Linked DNA regions of Homo sapiens: region 2 is linked to region 1. Evidence: read pairs that join two places in POLR2A ChIA-PET (ENCODE). Cell type or tissue: GM12878. All regions are shown on one strand.

Region 1 (2,500 bases):
CTGAAGCTTCCCAAAGTGTAGGGATTACAAGCGTGAGCCACCGTGCCCAGCCTCTACCCAACTCTTTTAGGACACATTCCCAGGAGCCTAGCTACGTGGAGAATAGCTAAAGCCCCAGCCTTCAACCCTTGCTTAACTCATAGAGGACTGCCATGTGAGTGAGCCAACTCAGAGGCAAATTCTCAGTTAGCTGATTTGCCCCAGCTGATGGTGCATGGAGCAAAATGAGCCTTCCCCATGAAGCCCTGCCCAAAATACAGATATATGAGCAAAATAAATGATTGTTGTTTTGAAGCCACTGAGTTTTGGAGTGTTTCACTATGGAGCAATAGTAACTGAACTCAGGCCTAAATACCAAGGAGTCAGCCATGAGGAAATCTTCATAGAGCATTTTAAGCATAGCCAACAACAAATCCCATGGCTTGAAGACAGGAACAAGCTTGGCACACTGAGGAACAGAGACGGTCAGGTAGCTGAGGGGGAGAGCCCTAAGAAGCGTGGTTGGAGAGGAAGGCTGAGCCACATTAAAGCCTCTTGGGCCATGAAGAAGTCTGAAATGATCAAAAGTTCAGTAGGAGTTCATTCTCCTCATAGCCGCAAGAGCCAACAAGGGTTGTGAGCAAGGCAATGATGGGATTTATTGTCTTAAAAGATGGCTCCAGAAGCTATGGGGAGAATGATACGTAGCAGTATGAAAGTGGAAGCAGATGCTGGGCACGGTGGCTCATGCGTGTAATCCCAGCACTTTGGGAGGCCGAGGAGGGTGAAGAGCTTGAGCCCAGGAATTCAAGACCAGCCTGGGCAACATGGCAAAACCTTGTCTCTACAAAAAATACAAAAATTAGCTGGGCATTGTGGTGTGCACCTGTAGTCCCAACTCCTCAGGAGGCTGAGGTGGGAGGATCACTTGAGCTGGGGAGGCAGAAGTTGCAGTGAGCTGAGATCATGCCACTGCACTCCAGCCTGGGTAATAGAGCAAGACTGAATCAAAAGGAAAAAAAAAAAAAGGAAAGAAAGGAAGAAAGAAAGAAAAGAAGGAAGGAAGGAGGGAGGGAGGGAAGGAAGAAAGGATGAAAGAAAGAAAGAAAGAACCAACAGTGGAAGCAAGGAGATCAGTTAGCAATTGTCCAAGATGAACACAGTTGACACCCAATAGTGAGGAGAAGAAGATAGACTCCAGGCACATTTTGTAGAGGCAATAAGCTTTGCTGATAAGATGAGAGGTGAGGGACAAGGAAGAATAAAAGCAAACCTCTAGGTTTTTGTCTCAAGCAGACATGTGAATGACAGTGCTGTTGGCTAGATGAGAAAGGCTTGGAGAGGAACAGGGTTGGGGTGGGATAAACCTTCCCCTTCCCTCAGGATATCTGATTTCAATGTGGTTGTAGAAAGAATCCAAGCTGGCTAAATAATTCTCACTAAGCAGTTACCAGGAGGCAAGTACAGAGCTTCCGACTCTGGTAGGGGTGGAGATTCTGATAACTACTTGGCTTGCCTTAGGAATTCCTTTCTATTTATGTGTTTGCCTATATAGCTTTTAGAGTCTCTATGCAGAGTGTGGTTGTTATAATTACTATGGCAAAAATCCCAGCTGGAAGCTAAAACACACCCAAAGGAGGAAATTGAACTCAACATGTAGGAGACCCAGCCAAGTGCTTTTCCCAAACCATACTGCTTTAGCCAGTCTGGAGAAGAGCTCCTGAGTGACCAAGAGGAAGGAACCAGGCCTTAGGTACCTACTGAAAAAATGGCTAATAAGAGACAGGGGAACAAACTACAAACTCCTGGAAGGACTCCCAAAGCAGGCAGAAGACCTAGGCTCTAGAGAGCAGCTTCTGCATCTCCCCTATAGGGAGAGGGAGAAGGATGGACCCTAGAGTGGCACAAGAGTAGAAAGGATCCCAGGCCAGGCCACACCTACAACCCTTCCTTAGTTTCCCTCTCTCGCCCCAGTTTGAAGAACTTCGCTGCTCCACTGAATTCCCTCCCTCTAGAGGACGCAGCTCCAAAGCTCAGAAGGAAACTGCTCTCTTCACTTGGTCCTAAGGGAGGGTCATTCACCTGTGCTGGCTTCTTTTTTTTTTTTTAGACAGAGTCTCACTCTGTCACCAGGCTGGAGTACAGTGGTGCGATCTCGGCTCACTGCAACCTCCGCCTCCCGGATTCAAGCGATTCTCCTGCCTCAGCCTCCTGAGTAGCTGAGATTTCAGGCACGTACCACCACACCTGGCTAATTTTTGTATTTTTAGTAGAGATGGGGTTTCACCATGTTGGTCAGGCGGGTCTCGAACTCCCAACCTCAGGTGATCCACCCATCTTGGCCTCCCAAAGTGCTGGGATTACAGGCATGAGCCACCGCACCCAGCCAGCTCTGGCTGGCTTCTTGAAGATCACCATATAGGACCCTGGGTTGAATTGGTCAGCAGAGGGAAACAGGGTATCCAGTCAAGCTCTACAGGAGCAAAGGATGGGCAGTCAGAGCGGCAGGGACAGGGCACTT
Region 2 (2,500 bases), 180 kb after region 1:
TGATCTTCAGCAAAGTTGACAAAAACAAGCAGTGGGGAAAAGACTCCCTATTCAATAAATGGTGCTGGGATAACTGGCAAGCCGTATGTAGATGATTGAAGCTGGACTCCTTCCTTACACCATAAACAAAAGTCAACTCAAGGTGGATTAAAGACTTAATGTAAATGTACACTTATATTTACTTTACATGTAAAACCTCAAACTATAAAAACCCTGGAAGACAACCTAGGCAATACCATCCTGCACTTAGGAATGGGCAAAAATTTTATGACAAAGACACCAAAAGCGATCACAACAAAAGCAAAAATTGACAAGTGGGATTTAACTAAACGTAAGAGCTTCTGCAGAGCCAAAGAACCTATCAACAGAGTAAACAGCCTACAGAATGGGAGAAAATATTTGCAAACTATGCATCAGACAAAGATCTATTAGCCAGTATCTATAAGGAATTTAAACAAATTTATAAGAAAAAAAACATTAAAAGTGGGCAAATGACATGAACAGACACTTTTCAAAAGAAGACATACATGCGGCCAACAAGCATATGCAAAAAAGCTTAATGTCACTGATCATTAGAGAAATGCAAATCAAAACCACAATGAGATACCATCTCACACCAGTCGCAATGGCTATTGTTAAAAAGTCAAAAAATAAGAGATGCTGGTGAGGTTGTGGAGAACACATACACACTGCTGGTGGGAGTGTAAATTAGTTCAACCATTGTAAAAAGCAGTATGGCGATTCCTTAAAAAACTAAAAGCAGAACTACCATTTGACCCATCAATCCTATTACTGGGTATATACCCAGAGGAATAGAAATCATTCTAGCATAAAGACACATGCATGCGAATGTTCATTGCAGCACTATTCACAATTGCAAAGATGTGGAATTAACCTAAATGCCCATCAGTGACAGATTGGATAAAGAAAATGTGGTACATGATCACCATGGAGTACTGTGCAGCCATAAAAAAGAATGAGATCATGTCTTTAGGGAACATGGGTGGAGCTGGAGGCTATTATCCTTAGCAAACTTATGCAGAAATAGAAAACCAAATGCCGCATGTTCTCACTTATAAGGAAGCTAAATGATAAGAACTTATGAACACAAAGAAGGAAGCAACAGACACTGGAGCCTACTTGAGGGTGAAGCGGGGAGGAGGGAGAAGAGCAGAAAAGGTAACTGTTGGGTACTAGGCTTAATGCCTAGATGATGAAATAATCTATACAACAAACCCCTGTGACAACAGCTTACCTATGTAACGAACCTTCACATGTACCCCCAAACCTAAAATGAAAGTTTAAAAAAAAACCACAAAAAATTTCTATTTTCATTCATGGTTTCATTTAATGAGTTTTGGATTGACTGTGGTCATTTTGCTGTTATGTCTGTATATAGGGTCTTACATTTGGACATTCAGCCATTTTATAATACTTTCTGGGCTATTTAAAAATATTTAAAGGTAACATTATATAAAATAAAATCAAAGATCATTGATTTTAATATTTGTCCCCCTTTAATCAGAGGAGACAACAATCACCAATATTCCAGCTATCCACTATAAACTACTTCTTTTTTTTTTTTTTTTTTGAGACAGCGTCTCACTCTGTTGCCCAGACTGGAGTGCAGTGGCACAATCTTGGCTCACTGCAACCTCTGCCTCCTGGGTTCAAGCAATTCTCCTGTCTCAGCCTCCTGAGTAGCTGGGACTGCAGGCGTGTGCCACCGTGCCCAGCTAATTTTTGTATTTTTAGTAGAGACCGAGTTTTACCATGTTGGCCAGGATGGTCTTGATCTCTTGACCTCATGATCCGCCTGCCTCGGCCTCCCAAAGTGCTGGGATTACAGGCATGAGCCACCGTGCCCAGCCTGTAAACTACTTTTATTTGTATTCTTCACACAGTTTACAAGGTGAACATGCTTTTTTTTTTTTTTTTTTTTTTTTTTTTTGAGACACAATCTTTCTCTGTCACCCAGGCTGGAGTGTAGTGGTTCAGTCTTGGCTCACTGCAACCCGCCTCCTGGGTTCAAGTGATTCTTCTGCCTCAGCCTCCTGAGTAGCTGGGATTACAGGTGCTCTCCACCACACCCAGCTAATTTTTGTATTTTTAGTAGAGATGGTGTTCCACCATGTTGGCCAGGCTGGTCTTGAACTCTTGACCTCAAGTGATCCACCCACCTCAGCCTCCCAAAATGCTGGGATTACAGGCGTGAGACACTGCACCTGGCTGTGCTTTTGATAATATTTTGCTATAGTATAGTATTTTGATGGTATGTTGCGTTATACTGTTTTTCATTTAAGGTTACATCATAAATCAACTTTTTCTTTGTATACAGCATAGACTTCATGATGAATTGAAAGTAGGAGACAGAGGTGACTGAGTAGCTGCTGGTACCATTGTCACTGTGGTAGAAAGAACATGTGTGATTATGGTTAGTCAGCTTCTAAGGTAGATTTTTGTTTGAGTTTGATCTGAGAGAGACTTGCACAGGTTTATA

The links. Peaks named below come from ENCODE experiments on the same cell type or tissue, not always from the same donor. Only the 100,000 strongest peaks of a DNase experiment are listed, where the experiment ranks them.
Region 2: POLR2A ChIA-PET joins it to region 1 with 6 read pairs; 5 of 35 experiments call an interaction of 5 or more read pairs at or near these places.

What each region holds. Positions count from the first base shown.
Region 1 is chr3:138,897,549-138,900,048 of GRCh38, reverse strand. LOC124906289 (a long non-coding RNA gene) reads left to right here. Exons shown (of 2, transcript XR_007096114.1): 2 at 1-294. Among named protein-coding and RNA genes, the nearest start is that of LINC01391, 45 kb to the left of the region's middle. In GM12878, no CTCF peak of the experiment used is centred here; no DNase peak of the experiment used is centred here.
Region 2 is chr3:138,716,345-138,718,844 of GRCh38, reverse strand. All of the region lies in intron 8 of PIK3CB (phosphatidylinositol-4,5-bisphosphate 3-kinase catalytic subunit beta), which reads left to right. Among named protein-coding and RNA genes, the nearest start is that of FAIM, 110 kb to the right of the region's middle. In GM12878, no CTCF peak of the experiment used is centred here; a DNase peak (open chromatin) is centred at 1,214.